Linked DNA regions of Mus musculus: region 2 is linked to region 1. The links are chromatin loops, found by intact Hi-C in ENCODE. Cell type or tissue: heart. All regions are shown on one strand. Each heading gives the region's core, and the rest is flanking DNA. Links, peaks and the distances in the headings are about the cores only.

What was found. Hi-C counts contacts between places; a loop is a spot of excess contacts. Peaks named below come from ENCODE experiments on the same cell type or tissue, not always from the same donor. Only the 100,000 strongest peaks of a DNase experiment are listed, where the experiment ranks them.
Region 2: it touches region 1 in a loop (2.4-fold over the local background); 4 of 42 quality-filtered maps call a loop at or near these places.

Annotation. Positions count from the first base shown.
Region 1 is chr15:34,412,141-34,425,038 of GRCm38, forward strand. Matn2 (matrilin 2) reads left to right here. Exons shown (of 19, transcript NM_001358780.1): 11 at 10,202-10,324; 12 at 11,554-11,676. Among named protein-coding and RNA genes, the nearest start is that of Rpl30, 25 kb to the right of the region's middle. In heart, for the core only: no CTCF peak of the experiment used is centred there; DNase peaks (open chromatin) are centred at 7,971 and 9,001.
Region 2 is chr15:34,325,045-34,337,942 of GRCm38, forward strand. The region is part of intron 2 of Matn2 (matrilin 2); the gene reads left to right. Among named protein-coding and RNA genes, the nearest start is that of Matn2, 25 kb to the left of the region's middle. In heart, for the core only: a CTCF peak has its summit at 6,105; a DNase peak (open chromatin) is centred at 10,257.

The sequences.
Region 1 (12,898 bases), core at 3,339-11,338:
CAAGTGGGCTATCCATGTTGCTGCTTGCTTGTCGATCTCTGCCCAGCTGCCTCACAGACTGCTGCTGCAGCCAATTCTAATAGGGCCCGGGCACTGGGGGTGTGGAAAAAGGGCGGGTATGTTAAATACCATCTATACTTGCCTGCCTTCTAAAGCCGGATGTGAGGGGGTTATGGGTTTTTTCCCTCATTTGTTTTCCTTGCTCTGATAAGCAAGAGCCGAGGGTGAGATGCTCGCAGGACTGCTTGGTCCTCCCGCCCTCGCCTAACCAGGCTTTTGCTTTCACTGTCCTTAAACCTTGCCTGTTTTCACAGTTAAAGTGTGTTTGTAACTAAGGGAATGGTGTCATTGTCTATGTGAGTTTAAGCCCAACAAGGGTCTAAATAAAGAGCCAACATCAAGTACAAGTGAGCTTTATGTCTGGTTGGGCGGTACTGAGAACCTGTGAGGTAACCTGATGGGTTACCACATACCTCAGAACTCACGGGGCAGAAGCATTTTACCCGGCAGAGCCGTTCCCCTAATTGAAGACTTTCTGTCTGCTCTCAAGTGATTCAGTGCAGCTGCTCCATCCTGTAATCAAAGCCTGAGTTTTCACTGTAGTCACAGCTAATGGGGTGAGGATGACTGTACCCCAGCCCCATGCCAGATGGTACAGAGCCAGATAACATGACTGTACCATTTTAGTAAAGTCTGGTGGACTTTACTAAAGTAAGCCCAGGTCTGCCAGACCTTGCTCAACACACAAGGGGTTCCTCAGCCTTTATTTAGACTGTTGACAACAAATGGTCAGAAGAGCCTATCACTCATTCTGGAAGGTGCTGAAGTATAGAACTAATTCCAAGTTCCTGGGTCAAAGCAGGTACTGACTGGCATGACGCCTACCCTCTCTTCCTCTCAGTCCTCTGATGCCAGATTCTAGCTATACAGTTTGGGAGTGAGCTGGGGTGGGGGTGGGGGTGGGGGAATAAGGAGGTTTCTTCTCCCAGCCACAGCTCAGGGGCCTCTTTCCCTCACTAGAATGCCTTTCCCTTAAATGCAACTTGCACAAATCAGCACCGTGCCAAACAAGACTCCACAGGCACAGTACAAATGGAGTGCTCAGCCCGCAGTCTTCAAGACCTTGGGAGTTGAGTCAGAGTCAGAGGCCAGGTCTTACCTGGTGTTCCCAGGGCCCAGTCTAGCAAAGTGAGATGAATGGGTTAGCAGTGAACAGAGACCATCTAGGTCTCCTTTAACTCCACTCCACCCTGTCACCTGTAATGAATCCCTATTGCCTCCCGGGGGTGGGGGGGGATCACTAACAATCCTTGACTAGCAGTGTGGGAGAGCCCCTGTTCCACCTATGCTTCAGCTAGCCCCTCCCACCTATGCTTCAGCTAGCCCCTCCCACCTATGCTTCAGCTAGCCCCTCCCACCTATGCTTCAGCTAGCCCCTCCCACCTTGCGTACAGAAACCCAGTCTATCACCAGAGTCAGCCCCATGTACAGAAACATATATTCAGAGACATGTTTTAAAATGTGTAGTGGACCTTAAACCATATGGCTCCCCTGTTAGTTAAGGTCTCACTCCTCAGCTTTAGCCTGTTGTTCACCAAGAGACCCAAAGAGACCCCTGTATTGCTGTCTGGAGACCTCTCGCTCAGGGACAGGCCCGGGCACACTCTCCTTGCAGGCCAGAGAGAGATACCCTCCTCCAGAAGTTAGCAAGCTCAGGATTCACACACTGTCCTGAGAGAAGCCCTTCTTTCCAGCTGTGGAGGACACTGCTTGTACAGGAGCCAGAGCCTTGAAGCTTCTGGGATCCAACTGGCCATACTCCCAGTCCATCTATCACAGGCTAACATGAAAAACCTCTTCAGCCTCAATGGCCTGCCCCTGTCCCACCCCAAGCCTAGTTGTCTAAGTCTGCTCTGAAAGCCATGGCAAAATACCACAGACTGCATATTGTTTTCTAACCACAGAAATGTCTTTCTCATAGTACTAGAGGCTAGATGTCTGAATGCAGGGCGCTAGCATGGTAATGCTCTGGTGAAGGCTTTCCCCCACCAATGGCGTGTCCACTCATGAAGGAAGAGAGATGGAGAGACAGGGAGTGAATGAATGAGCTCTTTGGTGTCTTTTTAAATAAAAACACTAGTCCTGGACTGTCAAGATGACTCAGTAAAGTGCCTGCCTCGGCAGCCTGGTGAGCTGTTTAAGCCTGAGAGTGCACATAAAGATAGGAGAGAACTGACTCCAGAAAGTTGTTCTCTGACCTCTAGATTGCACGATAGCACATCAGCTCCCCATCACATCATATACCCTTGATGATGATGATGATGATGAAGAGGAGGAGGAGGATAGTGACGGTGATAGTGGTGATGGTAATAATGATGATGATGATGATGGTGGTGGTGGTGGTAATGGTGGTGATGGTGATGACTAGAGTGGTGATATATGGATGCTTCTTAGTTTAAGAAAAAGCTTCTACAGGGGCACCAACAGGTCAGCTGCCCCCACTGAAACCATCATGCCAGCTGTTGACCTTGGTCAGGCACCTTCTTGGCAAACTACCCCTATGACCATCTCCTCCTAAGGTCAGTTGCATTTCAATTACATTGTATGTGGAGTTCAAAACCAGACCAGAGTCACTATCTGTCATTGTTGACAGTCTGACTACACTGGACACACTACCCCACAATTCCTGAAACTCCCACCCCACACACACCGCCTGGTTTATAACTTAGATGTGGGAAGCACAGTTTGTGTCAATATACATGTACCTCAACAACCTAGCTATGCGGCTCAGCCTTGAGTCATCCTGGTCACAGAGGGCAGAGCCTGTTCACAGTGAGGCCTTAGTTAAATGAAGGGGAAGGCATGTCTTTGAGTGGGAGATGTTTTTGTCCTGCTTCCTGGGACTTCTTAAAGCTTCTACCCTGTTCTGCTTTAGCATTGATTGGTAACTGAGTCTGGTTCATCTTCTTGTCTGGGCAGAGTCTTAATATCTGCTTCAGCACATGTTCCTTGGCCCATCTCCTCTCCCGTGTCTGCCTGTAGTGCACGAGGTGCTGGTGGTCCCTGGGACTGACCTAATTCAGTTTCTTCCCCAGCAGTGGTTAGGGTTCCTCTGGAAGAAGTACTTAAGATGTGTCAGTCAGTCTGCATGGTAGCCACCGGGATGTGGGCAGAACGGCCACAAGAGCATGGAGTAGGGAGTCCCAGGTCTCAGGAAAGATGTTAAATTTGATGCTAGACACTCAATCAGGGGAGCCAGCCACAGGTACAACCCACGAGCTTCCCTGACACAGGTGGACAGCAGCAGTGCAGGTGCATGGTCCAGATGGGCCAGAGGGAGGTCAATGCCAGAGGGAGTCACAGGAGCAGGTGGGACCTGTCACCTGTAGCACAGGGTGACAGGAAACTTTCTGGAGCTTACCTTGAGCCAACTATTAATTTGTCTTCCAAGAATCTTACCAGACTGGCTAGCCCCATAGAGTTGGGAGGGAAACACAGAGGGGATGAATCTGTGAACTACTGGGTTCAGTACAGCTAAGACAAGTCACCTCTTCAGTTTAAGGAGCCTTGAGACAGTCACTTCTGCTCACTGGCCATCAGTTTCCTCATCTCTAAAGTGGGGTTGGACCAGCATACTTCCAAGGCCTGTTTTAGCCTCTAAATATGGATAGAAGTGGGCATAGGTCATTGTTCCACAAATGCTTGCTAAACAAGTACAGTCCTGCCTGGAGTGTACACTATTTCTGCAGGCCGGTGGCAAGTTAGAGATGGTGACTTAAAGGACACACTCAAGTACATTCCCATAGCAGAGTATCATCGGCCCTGAGAGAAGCTGAGGCCAAGATGCCTTCCAGAGTGGGTGGGCAGGTAGGACTAGCCTCCCTGAGCAGGAAATGAGTTCAGAGCACACTTAGCATTCTGTCTCTTATGGCATATGGTCCTTGGAATTCCTGTGACCTCACACACCCTCTGCATGCAGAAAGTGGGCAGTGTGAGAAGTGAGAAGTGTTCTATAAGGCTACCTTAGAGGAAAGGTGGGGAGCCCGGGAGTGGGGAGCCCTGCAGTAATAAAGTCCACATCATAGGATCTGGTGGACATTCTCAATGAAAATTCTAGGTAGAGAGTGTTGGGAGTCACGGGACCTTTGAAACCTCAAATCTTAGCACCAGTGATACACTTCCTCTAACAAGACCATACATTCCAATCCTTCTAATCCTTTCAAATGGTATCACTCCTTGATCACTAAGCTTTCATATATAAGAGCCTATGAGGAATATTCTTTTTCAAACTACCAGATTCCACTTCCTGGCCCCCATAGGCCTATAGCCATGTCATAGTACAAAACTGTTTCATGTAGTTTTAAATTTGCTACTGCCTTTGCCCAGGATCAGCCAAGCTACCAGCCCCTCCTGTCTTCCCTTTTGCTTTGCCCACCTTTGGTTCCAGGAGGTAATCATGCTACCAGCTCTTTCTCAGCTTCCCTGAATCCTCGGATAAAAGACACAGACACAGTTTGTTACTTTACAATTTGCCTTCTTGGAACAGATATCTCCCTCCTGGAAAAGCATGTCCTTATCAATTTATTATCTCTGTCTCTCCACCTGCCCTAAACTTAATGGCTAGTCCCATCTGGCCCCTGTCAAACATCCTTGGCCACCCACCTGTAGTGGAGGCCACAAGCCCCAGCTTTCCCCAAGACCTCACATGATTGCTACATTCTTCTTTCTCCAAAGCATGGCAGAAAGCCCTCTCTCTTTCCTGTGCCTCCTTTTTCCTCAAAGTACCACCTATACCTTCAACCCAGCTTTCTTTTTTTTTTCTCTTTTTTTTACTGTACATTTTTTAAAAATTTGTTCCAAATCATTTGTTTTCTACAAAATCATGCAACTCTCTTTTTTTTAACAGTTTTTTTATTTTATTTATTTTTTTATTAGATATTTTCTTCATTTACATTTCAAATGCTATCCCAAAAGTCCCCTATGCCCTCCCCCGACCCTGCTCCCCAACCCACCCACTCCCGATTCCTGGCCCTAGCATTCTCCTGTACTGGGGCATATGATCTTCACAAGACCAACGGCTTCTCCTCCCATTGATGGCCTACTAGGTAAAACTCTGCTACATAGTCAACTAGAAACACAAGCTCTGAGGGGTACTGTTTAGTTCAGATTTCAACCCAGCTTTCTTTACTGGCCAATCAAGAACCACTTGGGGAACAAGACCTTTCTATTAGAAACTCTCCTTACATAAAATGCATTCAGGCCAACTTCAAAAGTTTCCATCGTCTATCACAGTTTCAAAACTGTTTAAAAGTCCAATGTTCAAAATCTCTTCTGAGACTCAAGGCACTCTCTTAAGAGTTACAGTTGGGGGGAGGGTATAGGGGACTTTCGTGATAGCATTTGAAATGTAAATGAAGAAAATATCTAATAAAAATTTTGTTTAAAATTAAAAAAGAAAATTAATGTGGTACATAATTTTGAGAAATACCATATCTATGGAAAATATACAATTAAAGGAAAATTTTAAATGTGGAAAAATATAAAATCAAAATAAGAAACAGATCACATACTTTGAGCATCCAATGACATGGGGTGTACATTAGCATTCCAGAAGTAAGGAAAGGGAGCATGGCGAGGCAATACTGGACCAATGCAAGACTGAAAACCAGCTGGGCAAGCTCCTCTGCACCCCCATGTCTAACAGCTAGGATCCCCAACTTCTTTCATGTTTCTCTGTCTTGGCCTGGATCCACATCTCATCTGCAGCTTTTCTTGACAGGTATCTCACAATTCCAGCATCTCCAACATACTGGAGTTTCCAGCACAGTCCAGCTTCACACAATGACATCTCTGGGCCTCGTGCAGGGACTTTTCTTTTGCTGAGAAGGGAGTGTCCACAACCCCTTTCATGTATCCTTGCCACTATAGCAGAATCTTGTAACTAAAGCTGCTAATTCTGCTGCTTGCTAGAGCTGGGCCTCACCCCCTCCTTCAGTTACATTTGCATCACCTTTCTGCTGTTGGCAGCTTCCATCACACAGAAGCCTTCCTTCATTACTATTCAAAAATTGGGAGTGTAGCGCATAGGGTCTTGCCCTGAGGTCACCACTCTCATTTAGCATCAGGCTCTTCTTTAAACTTTTTATCTCGTTGTGCAGTGAACTCCATTATACTTTTTGGTGCTCCTTTTATCCTCAAGCTGTACATTTTGCATTTTTCTCTGCCTAGCTTACTCTTTTTCACATAGATCTGCATAAAAGTGGTTACTAACAACTACATGACACAGTCAATACTAGCCTGTCTTGAAATCTCTGCTGACACCATAACAAAACTCTTCAATTTAGCCTCAGATAGATTTTTAGGATGAGGGCAAAAAGCAGCCACACTCCTTACCACAATATCACAAGAATGTCTCTAACCCACTTACTACTCTTCTTTTCGTCAAACCCAGCTGTCATAATCTACACTGCTCCCAGCACCACCATTAGTTAGGCCCCTGCCAAAACATTCAACTGCTTTCCTAATTCAGAGTCCTAAAGTCTACATTCTGCCATCAAGCAGTAGTCAGGCTGCTTACAGTAATTACTCTGACGACTGTTTTAGTCACTTTTCTATTGCTATGAAGGGACAACATGACCAAGGCAGCTCTTATAAAAGAAAGCATTTAATTGGGGTCTGGCTTACACTTTCAAAGGTTTAATCCTTTGTTATCATCACAGCATGCACATAGGTGCTGGAACAGTAGCTGAGAGTGACACACTGACACACTGACCCAGAGATAGAAAGAAAAAGAGACAGATAGACAGAGACAGACAGACAGACTGACTGACTGACTCTGGCCTTACCTTGGACTTTTGAATCCTCAAAACACACCTCCAAGTGACACACTTCCTCCAACAAAGCCATACCTCCTATGTTTCGAACAATACCACTCCTGGTATCTAAGCATTCAAATCTGTAAGCCTGTAGGGGACATTCTTTTTCAAATCACCACAATTACATAGGGAAGTTCCTATACATAAAGATATGTAAAGCTGTGTAATGTTCCATTGCATTTGGTCAGTCCCGTTTCTGGACACTTTGGTTGACTCTCACTTTTCACCTCTACAAACAGTAATGTAGTCAGTAACTTGAAAGCACATCCCTTTACATAGTGCAAGGGTATCTGCAGAAGGGAATCCCTACATGAAGTTGCTGAGTGCATTCTGTAACTTTCATAGACATGTGTGCCCTTTAGTACAGTTGACTTTGGAAGCTGTATGTGTTTTCCCTTTAGCAGTCATCTGTAGACGTCTCCTATGACTGACTGAGCATCACCCATCCTGTTCTGGATCAGATACCCTGAAGGGATGAAAAGAAAAGCTTATAAACTCTTACTTACTTTAAAGCATGTACATTGTAACAGTTCCAAGAGAACTGAGGAGCTGGGCTGGAGGCTGCCGCCATATAGCCAAGTATAAGAACACGAGCCTATGGGCACAGGGCTTCTCCCTGGCTGTCCTGACCTCTGATAAAGAAAAGCAGTGCCATCTGACAGACATGGGCTTGGGAAACTTGAGCTCAGTCGCCTGTATCTCCATTGAGGAAAACCCTGTAGTCTTCAAGACTACAGGACTGGGTTTAGGAAGTCCCAGGCAGAAGAGTGTGATCAGAAAGTCCACTTTGGATTAGGGCTTGGTGATATTGGCCTGAGCACTTTTGCTATTTTATTACCTTGGAAAATGGAGTATTCTTATAAATGCATGAAAAAGGAAATTTCCCCTCTGTGCCAACAAGCTGTCTGTGCTGTGTGCCACTTAGTGGTACTTTTAACTCTGTGAGGAACTACCCAGCCACAGGGAATTATTCTGCATTAATAATGAGTCCAGAATGTGTCCAGAGAAGTGAGTCACACCCAGAGCAAACCGGAGCACCAACCTCTGCTTAGAATCTCCTCTGCAGTTAAATGTCCAGCCTACATCATTTCCCCATTGCTCAAACATTCTGGCAGTGTTCCTGCCCAAAGAAAGGCAAAATTCCCTTTGTGTCTGAAAGCTTAGCAGATGGTGATGCTGTGTAGTTGGGAAAAGTTATGGAATTCATTATCAAAAAATTTTTAATCTGGTTCCTCCATTTATTAGCAAGTGGTCTTGGCGAGCTGTAATAAGCCTTCCTCGACTTTAATTTCTCTTGCTAGTAAATGAGAATAATATTGGATCCCTTAACTAGCCTACAGGATATATTTCTGAGGACTTCCCTTGTCTAAAAAATGTTGCAATGATGCTTAACAAAAACAAAGTTGATGGGTTCTTCCTGTTGTAACCCCTGCCAAGCCCCTTTTCCACTTTGGTGCACACCCACTGTTGAAATCCTGTTCACTGTCTAAAAGGCTTAGTTAGCTTTCAGTTAACTGTATGGTTCTCATAAACTCTTACTGTTCCCCGATGGAGCTGAAGAGATAACTCAACAGTTAAGAACACTGGCTGCTCTTTCAGGGGTCCTGAGTTCAATTCCCAGAAACCACATGGTGACTCACAACCATCTGTAATGAGGTCTGATGCCCTCTTCTGACATGCAGGTTACATGCAGCAGAGAGCACTCGAAAATAAAACAAACAAACAAATAAAATGCAGCAGAGCACTCATGCACTAAATTAATTAATTAATTAATTAATTAATTAATTATTTAAAATGTCACTGCCACCCAGCCCTATAAAATAATATGCTACATTCAGGAGCTCAGTGTGGTGATCTCAGAGTTATCTCTGACTCTTGTCCTAACCATGTGACGGTGGACTCTTCATTTCAAGTGTTGGAAAGGACAGAAGTTGACACAAAATTGTCCTTCAGATGAACTTTACTAGGAGAGATCTTCATGATCATGAGCAGCTGCGATCAGGCCGTGACATGGGAGACCAGTAGCAGGCACAGCCACACCAGAGTAAAGAAGCTAGTGAGAAAGAGTCCTGGATTCTAAAGAACGAAGGCCATCCTGATCCGGCGTTGTCAGTGGAGGTGGCCAGATCCATACCATGTGATCTGCCTGGCACTGACTGTGGTCTAGGCTTGCTCACAGCTGCAAGAGGGAAGAGAGAACTCCCAGGAAGACAGGCTTCAGGGAGGTGCGGCCTGATTTCTGGAAGGGGGAGAAAGACAGCTAGAAGATCTGTGCTCTAACATCAATCTACCGGCAAATCTTATAGGCTCTACCATCGGAACATAGGCAGTCTGACCACATGATCCACTGTGTTCTGGGCCAGCAGGATCACTGCAGTAGGCTATATCTGTTTCCTGTGTTCCTTCCCTGCATTCACAGCTTTCTGTGCTTTCACAACACAGCCAGGCTAGGGGATTCTCCTGCTCAAAACATTCTATGACTGCCCTTCTCCCTCAGACATGTCCTGCCTATGTGCCCTCATGTTGTGTCCTGCCTACCCCCACCCTGCTGGGCTCTTTGCCTTTCCTGAAACATGGCGAACATGTTCTTGGCATCTTCATCGTGCATCTAGTCATCCTTCTCATCCAGACACTTCCTCAGACACCAGCACTACTCACCTCCTCTCCATCTCCAGGGCTCTGCTCCTTAGCAGACACTATAAGGTGTCAAACTCCAACCCACTTGGCCCCTTTGACCATATATATATATATATATATATATATATATATATATATATGGTTATATATATATTGGTTGTTCTGTCCTTAGTGTCTAGTCAATGTCTGGCCCACAGCAAGAACTCACAACACATTTGCTGATTATCTAGGTGTGTTGAAGCTTACCTTAGTGCTCAGGCTAAAGCGTAAGATCATGAGTTCAAGGCCAACCTGGGCTACATGGTGGTAGCCTAACTTGAAAAAAAACAACAAAAAGCTTTGCTGCCTTTGAATAAACGAATGAATAGGTCAAGTGTTCTACGTGCATATGTAGATCCACAGGAAAGTTGGTGTTAGACTTATTCTCTTTTAGTCTTAGCTATTTACATCTCCCTTTGGAAACTGTCTTTTTCTGTTTTCTTTCCCCCTGGAGCTGTATGTTTTGCTTTATGTATGTCCTTTTTATATATTAGGAAATTTTTGCTCATAGACACTTTCTATCCTGAAATGAACTCTGTGAGAAAAGACACCGTTTTCATTTAAGATGTCTGGAATGTCTTTTAGAAATGAATAGGTCACCATTCATTTATCTATGAATAATTTTCTTCCATTTTTGTAATTCTAACCAGAACTGGACTCTTGTGCTTTGGGGGACCATGGTTGTGAACATTCATGTGTAAGCAGTGAAGACTCTTTCGTGTGTCAGTGCTTTGAGGGGTACATTCTTCGTGACGATGGGAAGACCTGCAGAAGTAAGTTTACTAGAGCTAATTCATACAGCCATGCCTAATTCACACTGCAGGCTTAATGTGAGCCAACTACTCTCAACAGCTAATACCACACAATCAAATGTCATGCAGGGTCCTTGGTGGGATCCTGAAACAGAAGAGGGGTGCTATGTAATAATGAAGTAACTACGTATAATTATAGGTTTTACTAAATAATAATTTGTCAAGCCAGGTGTAGTGGTACTTGCTTTGCTTCCCATTACTCAGGACACAGAGGTAGGTGGATCTCTGTGCATTCAAGCCCTGTCTGGTCTACACAGCAAGTTCTAGGCTTCCTTACATAGTGACACCCTCTCTCAATGACAGCAACACACTAAGCTAGGCCTGGTGAGCTGGTGGTGTACTCCTATCCTCCTAGCTACTTAGAGTGCTGGAGAGATGGCTTAGTGATTAAGAATACTTGGGTCCTTCCAGAGGATATGAATTCAGTTCCTAGCATCCATATCAGGCAGCTTACAGGCTCCTGTAACTCCAGCTCCAGGGGATCTGACCCCCTCTCCTGGCTTTTGCAGGCAACTACATGCATGTACACATATCCATACACAGACACGTAAGTAAAAATATAAGTAAATAAATGGACTAAGGATGTAGCTTCGTGGTTAGAGCACTTGCCAAGCATACATAAGGCTCTGGGTTCTGTCCCTAAAACTCCAACGACAACAATAACAATCAAAGCGCAGTGTGCACGACTGGGCGAATGGATCTTTGTCAGTCCTCTTCTCTGACTTCTCAAAACTCTTCCCAAAGAGCTGTGAAGGAAAGATGAGTACCTGGAGTCGTTACTCTCATTTCAGACGGGAAAGCTAAGTTTCTAAGAGGTTTCGTGATTTTCCTAAATAGTAGATTATGCCACTGACAAAGGTAAGATCAGCTCCCAGTGCTAGCAATTTAAAACCAAGCTTTCCCCTATGTAACCTTACCAACAACACCTTCTCGTGACACCAGAAGCTATGCCTGCAGACCGCTGGGGCTGGATTGCATCCTGAGACACTGAAGTTGGTGCTGGAGAGTGGAGGTGGCTATGGCAGTGGGAATGTTTGAAGACGGAAGTCAATCCAGAGCCACCAGACTTCATCCAGCTTCACCTTCCTACTCAAGGAGCAGTCCAGAGCCCAAGATGAATGGATCTTCCAGGGGGAGTCCACGTAGACTTTTTGTTGATGCAGTTGTTTTAATCACCGTACTCTCCTCAGGGAAAGATGTCTGCCAGGATGTTAACCATGGATGTGAGCACCTTTGTGTGAACAGTGGCGAATCATACGTCTGCAAGTGTCTGGAGGGGTTCAGGCTGGCTGAGGATGGGAAGCGCTGCAGGAGTAAGTAGCTCAAGGTCTGCATATGGAACTGGGCACAGCTCTTCACTGGATCCTCACATTCTACCTCTGTAGAATTCGTAACCACGTTACAAACTCACATCCCACCTGTGGGTGCTCTGAAGGTGTTTCCAAGGGATCAAGTGAGCTGACTCTGGGCTCTTCAGGAATTTCTCAGTGGCAGTCCTAAGTTGTCAGGCTTCTGTTCTGTTTCCTCCCAGCACTTGCATGGTGGTTGGGTAGCTGTACAGGGCCTAATTTAGTGCCTAGCAAGCTGATGGGAAAATCTAGAATCATTGGTAGCAATTGACTACCAGGGCCAAAAAGATAATTTCAGCTCTTTTTCTTCTTGGCAGACCATATATGTAAGGTAGGAGAAGGGCCGGAGGGAGGTTCTGTGGGGTTTTGAGAGGGGAAAGAAACCCAAACTAACAACAAAAGAAGACTTACCATTTGCTTCCCTAGACCAGGTTTCTCAAGCAGAGTTTCATTAGAAAGCTCCGGAGGGATCTCAGAGATGGCTCAGTTGGTAAAGAGCTTGCTGTGTAGGCATGAGGACCCAAGGTCCATCCCCAGTGCTGTGTAAAAGAAAGCATGGTAGAGTACACCTATCACCTCAGTGTGGGGAGGCAAATACCAGAGAATCCCAGACACTTGCTGGCCAGCCAATTTAGTTGATTTGGTGAGCTACAGCCTCAGAGAGAGACCTTGTCTCAAAAAATAAAGTGGATAGTGACTGAGGAAGACATTGACTTCTGACCCCCACAAGCACAAACATGAGTGCCCACAGATAGTCACATATACGCATGCTAGGATTCTCCAGAAAAGTGGATAACAGCGTTTATGTGGCAGAGGAACACGTACATACATGTTGTAGATAAAGGAAGAAAGGGGGAGAAAAGAAAGAGAAATTGACTTTAAGGAATTGGCTCATGAAATTGTGAGGGCTCGTGAGGAGGACGTCTCTTTGCCTGCTCTGAAGGCCTTCATGTGACTAGATGAGGCCCACACACACTTGGGAAGGCAGTCGGCTTTACTCAGAATCTGCTGATTTAAATGTTAGCCTCACGTACAAGGTACAGAAACTTCTAGACCTGTGCTTGACAAAAAAACAAAAACAAAAACAAAAACAAAAACAAAAAAACAACCCAAAAAGCGGGCACCATCACCAGTTAAAGTTTACATAAAATTAGCAGTTATGCTACTCAAGAAAGAGCAGCTCAGT
Region 2 (12,898 bases), core at 2,877-10,876, 88 kb before region 1:
GTTGGAGATGTCTGGTGGACCCTGGTGTTCTGTGACTGTCCCAGCTTCTAAATGAAGCAGTATTTCCACTCTTCTAATCAGCTTTTTGTCTTCAAGATGAGGAAATCCATTTATCTTACATAGCATATTAGGCATACTATAAATCACCTAGGTCTCATACACTTTGCTTGTTTCTTTCATTGATTTGCCTGGCTTTTCATTCATTCAACAAAAATACTGGGACCCTATACTGTGCAAGCATTGTTCTGGATGTCAAGAATGCTGCAGGTCATGCCAAGGTCACAACCAACTCGCTGTGTTTTGCTTTACAATTTGGTCAAATTCTAAAGCCTCAAGTGCTAAGAGTTAAGAATTTGGGGAATTTCACAGGATCAGTAAAAGACATTTTGGGTTGTATTTTGTTTTTGTTTTTGTTTTTGTTTTGTTTGTTTGTTTTAAGACAGGGTTTCTCCATGTATCCCTGGCTGTCCTGAAACTCACTCTGTAGATCAGGCTGGCCTCAAATTCAGAGATCTGCCTGCCTCTGCTTTCCGAGGACTGGGATTATTGGTGTGCACCACCACTGCCTAGTGGGAATAGATGTCTTGATTAGGATTTCTACTGCTGCCATGAAACACCTTGCCCCAAAAGCAAGTTGGCGAGGAAGGGGTTTATTTAGTTTATACTTCTTCATTGTTGTTCATCACCAAAGGAAGTCAGGACAGAAACCCAAAGATCCTGGAGGCAGGGGCTGATGCAGAGGCCATGGAGGGGTGCTGTTTACTGGTTTGCTCCCCATGGCTTGTTCAGCTTGCTTTCTTGTAGATCTTAGCACCACCAACCTAAGGATACCACCACCCACCACCCACCACCCAGAGAGGCTTTTTCCTCTCTGATGACTTTAGCTTATGTCAAGTTGACACACAATACCAGCCAGGACAGAGATTTTCTTGACAACTTATTGAATTTCCTTGAAAGCTATTCATTAATTTGGCTTTTGTTACTTATTTTTTGGTCTCCTCTGGTAATTGGTTTCCTTAAAAGCTGCTCCACTTATCTACATGGTCAAGTTTATTGGTGTAAATTGCACTTCCCAACATTGAGCCACAGTTTAAGAAGTGACACAGTGTCCTTTAACAAAACATGCCCATTTTTTTTGTTTTCAGAGATCATAAAACTTTTAGCAGAAAATTCTGGAGAAACATTGAGACCTCAGGATAGGCTTGTGTTTTATATATATATATATATATATATATATATATATATATATATATATATATATATATATATGAGCCTTGGTTTCCCTGTAAGATTTGGCCTTGATGACAGAGCTTCAACAAACACAATTTCTTATCTTACAACTCTCTTGACCCTTTGGCCCACCTAATGACTCCAGCTTCTCAGAAGTGCCACAGCTGGGCCACTGCTGAGCCCATAGTGTGAGCCTACACCCCAGAGAGGTGGAGGATCATCTGCCTTCTTGGAACAGTAGGCTTTCAGTGATGGAGGGTCCAGTGTACTTGGGGCCAGATATGGGGGCTGCCTATAGGATTGTCTGTAGTTGTTAGCTAACTCACACCAAGGAACTCTGAGTTTCCTGGGATGCTACAGACCCTGTGGGATGCGGGAGTCCCTAGCCCTGTGAGACCTTGATTTAGGTTGGTCCATCCTTCTGGAAAAGGAGGGGCCACATGTGTGCTGTCTAGGCAGAAGGCATGTTCAGGCATTTTCTGACAATCTCAGTTTATCGCTCTAAGCTATATTTTAATAGGTGCCACAACAAAGAAAGGATCCAGTGTTTTCTTTCCATGGATCATAAAGCTTTTCATAAAATCCGAAGAAACATTGTGACCTGGGCCATGGGTGTGACTCTGGGAAGAGAAGCTGCTGTTGACTCTTTTGTTCTTATCACTCCTGTCATTTATGGGAGAGCTTTACAATTTAGAGTACTTATTGTTTTGTCTTGTCTCTCTTGACCTCATCAAGTCCTTGAGAGTAAGATTTTATAATGATGCCTAATTTATAGATAAGAAAATCATGACCTGAGATATCATCTTCATTGCTTTTCTATTGCTGTGACAAAACACTATTACCTACACTGTTAGACAATCAAGCTTTTAATTGGGCTAGAGTTCATGATGGTGGGTCAAAAGCATAGTGGCAGGAAGAGCTGGGGGTTTATTTATCCCCAGGTAGGAGACATAGAGATCTAACTGGGAATGTGGGAGTCTTTGAAATCTCAAAGCCCACCCCCAGTGATACACCTCCTCCAACAAGGCCACACCTCCTAATACTTCCCAAACAGTTCCACCAACTGGGGACCAAGTATTTAAATATCAAGGCCTTTCTCATTCAAAACACCATAGATGTTTAAGCACTCAAGATGGTCAGATGAAACCAGAAACCACTCCTTGATGATGTCATTTTATTTAGAAGAAACAGTATTCTACATTAAGAATTTTTTAAAAGATTTATTTATTATATGTAAATATACTATAGCTGTTTTCAGACACACCAGAAGAGGGCATCAGATCTCAATATGGATGGTTGTGAGCCACCATGTGGTTGCTGGGATCTGAACTCAGGACCTTCGGAAGAACAGTCAGTGCTCTTAACCGCTGAGCCATCTCTTCAGCCCTACGTTAAGAATTTTTAAAGAGATTTATTTATTTATGTACATGAGCACACTATTGCTGACATACTACCAGAAGAAGGCATCAGATCTAATTACAGATGGTTGTGAGCCATCATGTGGTTACTGAGAATTGAATTCATGACCTCTGGAAGAGCAGCCAGTGCTCTTAACTGCTGAGTCATCTTTCCAGCTTCTTAACCCAAGTTCCTCCTGTGGAATGGACCTTAAATTCAATCTGCATCCCTGACAGCCATGTCATTATTCCACCAGCAGGCACATTTCCCTTACATGTTGATATGGCAGCACGTATTTTTCATAATCAAGCAGGACTTATGACTCTCTCCCCTCAGCCTACAGGCACTACAAAAGCTACTCAACAATAGAGGATTTCAAGCTCAGTTCTAGTTTTATTTTTTTATGTCCTACAGCCAAAGTAGGTACGGTTTTTGGCAACAAGTAGGGTCTTAACATCTAGTTCTAGCTTATAACCAACAGCAGCTGCTATAGACCTTATGGTTTATGAAGACCTTGGACCTTCCTGCCAATAACTCACAGAGAGCTAACCCACCTTGGCACTGGGATATTCAATAAAATTATAGCTTCTGGACTTTATTTTTTTTTTCCTATCCATAGAAAATCTGTTTAAGTCTTTTGACTGCTGTTCTTGTTGTTCTTCTACATGCCTTTAACCATCTGTAAAATGCTCAAGGGTTAACATTATATTATATATAAGTATATAATATGTAATTAAAGATAAATATTATATAGTTATATAATTATAGATAACATTGTACAATATATAAAAGCCTTTCTACCACAGTGGGCAGGACCTCTGAGGGGCCTTCACAACCCATCCCAAATAAGTGCCAAATGGTTTGGGGATTTCATGGCTAGGAGGATACTACAAAATGTTAACAAGGATCCCGTCCCTCACCTCAATTGTCTCCTCAGAAGAGCAGTGTTGGGCACAGGGCTGCAGATCCAGCACACCCTCATCTAACTCTGTAACACTCAGCCATTCTCCATGAGCTGCCCTATGCCCGTGTCTTGGCATTGCTGAAGAGCTGCCACACACCACCCAACTTGACCGGCTAGACAGTGTGGGTATGTGCTTTTGGTTCTCCTTAGGGGCAAGAGGGAGAGGGGCTGTGCTCTTGCCTGTTATTCCCATGGCTTGAGCTAACCTCTCCAGTCTTACATGCTGGAGCCAGAACATTTCTGCTGTCTTTCCATCAGCCACATCTGGATGCTAAAAGGGCCCAGAGTTGAGTGAACAATCTCAGTGTACTTTTTGCAGGGAAAAAGTGTACACAGTTATCCTGGAGGATACCACCTGGGACAAGCTTTGTCTTTTCTACCTGTACTGTTTTATCCTTTAAGACTTCCACTGAAGTTTTACGTAGGTTTTAAACCCTTCCAGAAACCCACAAACACTGGTCATTTCCTCTATCCCAGGACTTCTGGATCCATATAGATCTTGCCACATTTGCTTTTGACCAACCTACTACTTAACCCTACTTTTGGTGATAGGAGGGAGGCACTTTTTGTTGTTGTTGGGTATTTTTTGCTCTCTCTCTCTCTCTCTCTCTCTCTCTCTCTCTCTCTCTCTCTCTCTGTTTTTTGAGACAGGGTTTCTCTGTGTAGCCTTGGCTATCCTGAAACACCCCTGTACACTAGGCTGGCCTTGAACTCACAGAATCTGCCTTCTTTTGCCTCTGCCTCCCGAGGGCTGGGATCAAAGGCATATGCCATCACTGCCCAGCTGCCCCACTCATTCCTGGGATGGATTGTATTAGCACTTTAAGAATCTGATTTACATGACAGCCTGAGACATTTGGGTCTAGTGAACCTTTCTAACTCATAAACATGATGTTTCATATTTCTGCAAAGCCACAAAAGCCCCATTATAGTCCCATGATCCCTTCTAGGTTATATCCTTTCCAAATGCTCCCGTGAATAAAGTTCTGCCAGGTCCAGTGAACTGGGCATAACATATCCAGCCTCTAGGTTTTATGTGTCCCTTCTCTATCCTGATGCCTAATACTCATTGAGGGCCTAGTGTTCCTAATGGCATAAACCCATTCATTAGTGACGAAGTTCCCATGTTTTGCATCAAGTTATGGAGCCTTTGTCATAAGAAGGGATGAGTAGTTCAAAGGAATGACAGACTTTCACTTGGCTTTTAAAGGATCAGCCTAGCTGTGTGATCAAGGTTAGGATGAAGAGGACACAGGCAAGCTCTGCCCAGGGGGGTAAATATGCAGTCCAGGTGAGGGCTAATGGTAGAGGTGGAAAATCTCTGCAGCGTAATGGGGGAACTCAGCATTGTTTTATTTTTTTGGCAATCCCAAAGTTTTCTTTGAACATTACTAGGTTGTTGAACGACCTATATCTCAGGATACACTCTGCAGTTACAACTGGGCAACATGGACGTATATAAGGTTCAACAGATAATGTTCTTGTACAGTTGTGTGTGTGTGTGTGTGTGTGTGTGTGTGTGTGTGTATGTATGTTTGTGTGTGTGTTTGTGTGTGTGCGTGTTTGCTTTTCCAGTACAATCATAGGAACTCAAGTCAGATACATTTGAGTTCTCAACCACCATTTACTATCTGTGTGGTCCTGGACCTCTCAGAGTTATAGCTTCCCATCTGAAATGGAGACTATGTAAGGAATACCAAGCTAGCACATTCTGTTGGTCTATAATCATTACCCCATAAATATTAGCTAGCATAGATGTGGCTAGAACCATGAATAGAGGGCCAAAGAACAGTTTTTACTTTTTTTTTTTTAAACTGTAGCAAACTAGAGCTGGGAAGACATACCATTTATTCCAACACTTATTTCCCAGGAAAGGAATAGAAAATGATAGAGTAAATATATGTGGTTAGTGTCCTCTCACTAGGTGAAGCATGCAGGTCTCTGGACTTTCAGGGTGCCTGCCTCTTCCATACATCACTACCACAGATCTTAATGTGCTCCTAGGTGAGAATACTAAAAACAATAGCAAGTTATCAAGATTCACCCTCTGTATGCAGTACCGTCCTCAATACACATTCTCTCATTTAGTCCTCATCTTATTGTCTGAAACTTGTAGAAAAGAAAACTGAAGACCACAGAGACGAATGTTCTTGTCCCTGGTGGAGAAGCATGGTTTGGAGACAGGGGCAGACTAGGAGCCAGAAGCCTCAACACAGCATGGGGTTCTTCACTGGAAAAATAAAAAGGTCGAATCTAGCCTTTAAAGTGCCCCTTTTAGTTTTAAAATGTTTATGTCCCAAGTGCTTGATGATCCTGGGCTTGAAGAAATGCTATTTCAGTTCATCAGCTTGCTATCTTACTTATTATAATCAGACCTCAAGTTAATGATCAACTATAAGAAAGGCTTTTTGTAAAACCAAAAGCACCAAATCTGTGTGGTGCAGATTCCCAGCATGTTATTTCTGGCTTCCATGGCAACCCTAACATTGGGTGGCAATCTCAAAGTAGTTGAAGGCAGCAGATGGAGACAGAGCATTTGCTAAACTGCTATGAGCAGCAAGGAAACAAATTGCTTGCCCAATAGTTTTCCTTTTGAATAATTACTGTCCCCATGTGTTGAGGGAGTTGAAACTGAAGCCAAGTTAAGTAGGAGTGGAGGAAACAAAGCGTTGTACCAAAGTGGAAAGAGGACAAGTTTTCAAACAAGTTACGAACAGCCAGCCAGGGAGTCACTGTAGAGAGGGGTAGAGGGATGGGTATTCAGAAGTGCTAGGTGACCAGAAGGAAGTGAAGACAGTCAGTTTCCACAAAGCCTGGAGAAGTGAACTGTTCTCAGGAGTACTGAGTGTGCTTGGTTGGATTGTTCTGCCTCAACAAATTGGAGCCTCCACTTGGAATATCCTGAGGACAGACAAGGCATTAAGCAGAGAGGTAACTATTGAGAAAGCAGATTGTACTAGGTAACAAGCAGAAAGAGATTCACTATAGGAAGCTGGGCGCTTGCACGATAGTAGGAGGAAGGGGTGTGCAGTTCACTACACTAATACACATCGCTCTGGATACTGTCACCACAATCCACCAGGATTCTGGTGAGCCATACTACTGTCACTGTAATCTACAGGGATGCTGGTGTGCCGACACTGGAACACCAAGTTTGTTGCTGTAGTGCACTGTCTTCTACAGTGTTAGCAGAGCTAGCCTCTATGTCTCATCCTTTGTAACCGTCTGTGTCTAATAGTTTAGCTCATTCTTATCCCAAACTCTAGCTGCAGTGGACTCTGGTAATTGTAGTTTTTCCCTTTAAACTTCTGTAGTATTTGAAGACTTGGGGAGAGATGGTATTTATGAGTTGATGTTCAATCAATATTGCTTTTGAAATTTGGAACTAGGTATAGGATAAGTTGAGAAGCCCTCACAGTCAACCTGAAGTTTCTCCTTCAATTACCTAAGCAAGGTAGACTTATTCTTGTGGCAGATATGCAACTCCTAACATCAGGAATTTAAAATAGTTTCTCTGGGTTTTTGTTTTAGGCTTATCAATAGGGAGCTGAGAATTTAAACCTGAGACCTTGTTGAGGACCTTAAAGGACCACACAGGTTGGGGACAGGCATGGTGAGACTGGGTTGGACCAGGCATGAAGTCTGGGCTAAGTGTGTATCTGAAGGGAGGATAAACACACACACACAAACACACACACACACACCACATACACCACACATACACACACCACACAAACTTTTCTATAACTCCATTTCAGCTCCTTATTAGTGACTATATGTGACCCCAGACAGCTCTGTCATCCTGCCTCTTTAGGATCCAGCCTTACCACCCACTTTCGGTTCCTTGTATACCTGGGTAGTACACTCTGGTCTGGCTTTGAGCCTGCACTCATAACTGCCCTAACCTGTCTACTCAATCCCAGGCCTAACTCAGTCTATCATATCATAAACTTGTGATTCATGCTTTTTAAAAACCTCCCAAATATGCCTTCTCTGTGATTCATCTTGGTGAGACTGTTATATGGTGTCTTTAGAACCTGGTACAAGAGTACCTGTGTTTGTACAGTTGAAAGTGTCTCTCTTGCTGGTCCAGTGTTCAGAGATAGGTACCCTGTCATACAACTCATCTTTACTCTGGGGAAAAGACACCAGGACCCCATGCCATGCAGCTGAACATATAGGGCCTCCTTCTCCTCCTGGCTTGAAGATCTTAGCTATTCTGCATTACTGTTCACAGGTCTCTCTGCCCTGCTCCTGGCTTCCATTTGCTGAACTCTTAGAGAGCAGAAGAGGCTACTGCTCAAATTCTTACGTTTGAGTGCCCCTATAGGCCAGTGTCTAAAGTAGGCTTTAGACAACTAGTTATGTTATATGATGCTCTATAGAGAGCAGAAGTCACATAGCTTGTTTCCCAGGAAGTGCTTGGCACATAGTTTTATATTAGAAAATGTGTTTTTGTGTGTGTGTTTATGTATGTATGTGTACATGAACATGCAGATCTGTGGACTCTAATGGAAGATAGTACTATTTCTCAATTTAAGAAAAAAGGAAAAAACTGCTCAGAGTGTTTGAGAATAATACTAAGTTGTTTTTTTTTTCTGTTTTTATTCTGTCAGCTCCTATTTTTTAAAAGGATCTAAAGCCACCGAGTATGTATGTGTTTGTTTATACTCTATCAATTACAGGAAAGTTTGTGCAGCAAACTCTGAGAGGACTTGTTGAGCATTTCTTAGTGAGGTTGGAGCAAACTGCTTTACCTTGCAAGGAAATTTCAGTTCATTGGAAAATATTTCTCCAGGGCTAAACTAGGGCAGCCTTTTCTTTGGCTCCCTTGTAAAGAAACCCATCCAGGGCTCTGGAAGCCACAGTTGTTGAAGTTCAAGTGGTGCCGCCTTTCAACTCCTATAATACTTACCAGAGGAGACTGGTGTGATGTGGCATTTTTTTTTCCTTTCCCTTTTTCTGGCTCCTTGGTGCATGCTCCCTGAGGGCCTTAGAGAGCTGTGTTCCTGAAGGAATTTATAACAGCAATGGGAACAACTGACATTTGAGCTGGTGTCAACTAGGATCCATCAGGGGGCCCCTTGCCAGTGACTCTACTTATTAAGCAGTATTGCTATGCAAAGATGACTGACAACTCATTAAAATCTTTGTAAAATAACAGAAAAAGAAACAAGTATATTTTTGCAAGGACGCAGCCTATATGTGTCTGCAGGTTGAAAAGAACTCACCCATAAGGGGTTTCTCCCAATACATTTGTCCTTCTGTACATTTCTTTCTGGGTTAAAGTGCACACAGAGCAAGCTGGACAATCCCAAGTCTTCAGCTTTGGACTTGGGTTCCATTGGTATGTATTAAAAAGAACATACAGGCTATTCAGACAGTGTGTTGGGTATTCCTGGGGGAAGCTATGATCTAAGTAAGTTCAATGGTATCAGCTGCATGCTCTGCACAAAGAGAAGAAAATTTGAATGTCTGGCAGAAAGGGGAGCCAAGCTATTATATTTTCCCTTTCTTCAGTCATGTTCTTTTTATTTTTACCAGGCATTCCACTTGGGCTATGGAGGGATGGCCATGAACCATGAGCATTGTCTCGTCTTGATGTATGATGTGACTTTCATTTTCAGTGGTGGACCAGGACTAGAGATTGTGTGGCTTGTAGTTGCACTGGGTTCATGGAATACTCTCTGAGTCTTTCAGTCAGATGTCAGTTCTCTGGAGACTGTGATCAGCATAGGATCTTCTGGTAAAGCACATATGATGGGGCTTGGACAGTAGCTCATCACACTCTGCCTTGCTCTATGGTCACTGGTATGCTTACTTGTATCAGTGAGCACTTTGAGTCTCCTTAAACTCAGATAAGTGCATCCAACTACCTGGCATGTCTTAGGATGCCAACGTCCCTACAGCACCAGGCACTCACTTTTGCCTTTGATGCCTTCAGTTCGCCACCTTCTATGTACACATCTGAACTAGGCTGTCATGCAATTGCAGTCCACTGTATGTCAAAGTGTAGTCTGATTTGTGGGGCTTCTGGGCCAGCAAACATCGTGTTTATGGGATGATACTACACAGCATGTGTCACTACTTACCCTGGGATGCACAGCAGGTAAATCTTGTGACATTGGTTCTATTTTATTGTCTAATTCTCCTCCCAGTCTCAGGTACCAGTTAGTGTGCTATCTGCTGACTAGGAGGGTAAGGTACCTTTTCTGTGGGACATTTTTCTGTTGAAAGGAAACTACATGCTAGGTTACCTACTGCAGTGAAACAGTGGTTGTAAATGCAAAGAGTAGATAGGTTTTCAATTTCTTTCCACCATTTCCTATCAACCCCACGTCCATGGACTTGCTAGAGAACCTCTAAGTCTCATCTGCCCTCCCTTCCTTCTCACATTCCTTCCTGTGTAGTAGTGGGTCTACCTTCTTTACTGTCTGAATCAAACTGGAGACTATGGCATAGCAGTCACATACATGATTCAGCAATGGAACGATATTTGCACCAGGAGACATGAGGGAATCCAGGATACAGTGTCACCATATTTCTAAGACTTCTCCTGGTAATGGAGACACAGGCATGGAGTACTCTGCTGCAATCCCCTCTTCTAGGCACTTGGCAAATGGCCTCTCATGACCACATGTCTCTAGAGACCGAGTTCTCAGGCTTGTGCCCAAGAACCACCTGGAACGAGTGCTGATTCCTCGCCTGTACAGGATCTGACTCATTAACTTCAGGACTCAGCATTTTTAATACATTTGCCAAGTGTTTCTGACATCACCAGACCACTAGGGATCTCTGTCATGGCTGGCTCACTGAACCTCCAGATCAGCTTTTCCATCCATCCAAGCTCATGGAGGACTGCCTATACTTCTTTTTTTGCTTCCTTTCCACTCCTTACACGTACTTATGCACACCAAAGAGAATAAGCAAAGATTCAGATAAGAGCATCCAACTATGTGGCACTTTGCTGAGTCCCAGGATTCATAGAAGATGGTGCATGTAGCTAAATAGCTTTATACATAAAACATAGAGAGAGGATTTTAGTAGAGGTAAACATGGGATATGAAAGAGGGTCATTTACATCAATGGAGGTACACTGGGAGAAGTGTAAAAACAAGAGACCCCATGGCTTAGAGCATCAATAGCAGAGTGGAAGCTCGTGAAGAGAGCCTCCTGCAAAAGTTAGTGACCTTGTTGCTAGTGACCCTGGGATGGTACAACCATAATGACTTTATTGTCAGTGACCTTGGGATGGTTGCATTGGTAACCACTCCCTGAGGCTTCATTGTCCTGGGCACTTTATAGCTGTCAGACCAACTTTTTTGACTCAGATCAAAATGTACCCAGATACTCATTCATGAGAAGTTCTGATATGAAGAGAAGACTAAGGTCCCTTGAGTTAGGAGAGGCCAGGAGGGCCGTAGATGAGATAGTTAAAATACTAATATTAGGAGGAGTCTAATGATGCGCTGGCAACACTGGTTGGGAAATGTTGACGTGTGGTGTTGATGAGAATACTATAGCTAAAATTTGACATTAAAGCCAAGGAACTGGGGCTGTAAATTGAGGCTGTGGTATAGATTTACCTGCCATTCTGGTCCCAATTTTAATCTGTAACCAGATGTCAATCTGGAAGTCCCTCTCCTTGGGATTCATAACTTGATATTTGAACCCCATGTAAAGTGTGCAACACTAACTTCTCTTAGGTTTCATCATATTAGTTTTGACTCATTATTCTAGAAATACCTCATGACCTCATGTTTCCTCCCAACAATGAGCCTAGAGAGACCACAAGAGCTGTTTTTCCCCTTGACTTTGGAGAAGTACTTAGAAAGTATTACAGAGGACAAAAGGCTTTGTCAATGAGTCCAAGAGATGTCCTGAGCCCAGTAAGCAGCGGAGGGTGTTGTCCTGAGACCCTGAGTCAGGGTTCAGTCTCTTTCCAGCAGTACTTTTGGAAGATGTGAATGGAAGTGATGGAGCCAGAGAAAGCCATTGCTCATCAGCTTTGTACAGTGTCTAATGTGAGGTAATGCAGCAGCTGGCTGCTGATTAGCAAGGGAGTTGGAGAAACAAGAGTTGATTACAGGCCTTCCAGGCCTGGCCAGGGTCCAGGCACTCTATTAAAGTGCCTAAATATGTGGGAATTACAGGTCAAGTGACACTGGGGACAAGAGCCAAAGATGAGACAAATTATTCCTGATGTATCCTCTTTGCCATCTGTAAGCCCTGCAAGTCAATCACAGTCTTGAGGCACATGGGGACAGAATCTCACTTGGCATGTGCTGTCCCATGGGCGGGGACTATCACAGCATCATTTGCATTGTGGTCTTTGCTCTAGGCACTGCCCACCTCTCTTGTGTCCCATAGAAAATCTTTTGCCGGGCAGTGGTGGCACATGCCTTTAATCCCAGCACTTGGGAAGCAGAGGCAGGCGGATCTCTGAGTTCAAGGCCAGCCTGGTCTACAAAGTGAGTTCCAGGATAGCCAGGGCTACACAGGGAAACCCTGTCTTGAAAAAAACAAAAATGAGAGAAAGAAAGAAAGAAAGAAAGAAAGAAAGAAAGAAAGAAAGAAAGAAAGAAAGAAAGAAAGAAAGAAAGAAAGAAAGGAAGAAAGAAAGAAAGGAAAGAAAAGAAAGGAAGGAAGGAAGGAAGGAAGGAAGGAAGGAAGGAAGGAAGGAAGGAAGGAAGAAAAAAAAGAAAAATCTTTTGAGGTCCTTTTTTTCTCTGTTTCTCTCCAGTGTTCTAGTCACATTTTAAATCATGTCCCACTGGTTAACTCTATTAACAAGAGCAGTTGTAACTGTTTGCTCACCATTCCTGTGCCCAGCATTACTCTGGCCATGAAATTAGTGAGCTCCATATTCACACATTATTATCCTGAGCTCAGCCATTAGCGTCTCTTATCTCCATCCTGTAACTGCACTACCAGGCTCATACTTACACTTCGATAATGCTGAGGTCTTATCTTCACTTTGTGTCCATTGATCTTGATGTCTCCTTCGCCCTTCACTTTCCCAGTTGCCTGGCCTCTCAGATTTAATGCTGTCAACCTTTGTCCCTTCCTGATCCACCCGATAACCCTGTTATATCCAGCTTTTGCCTAACTTGCCCCAGGTCAGAGTAGCTGCAACAGAACACCCTAATGTGTTCACTGGTCTCACACATCACAATTCTTTCTTCAAGTCTGCCTTTGGGCTGTTTAAGATCACTCTCTAGTTCTTAACTAGCAGCCAGAACCCCAGAAACTATTACCTTGTTTTTTTACTCTTGTATCATTAAAATCTTCAGTTTTCTCAGTGCC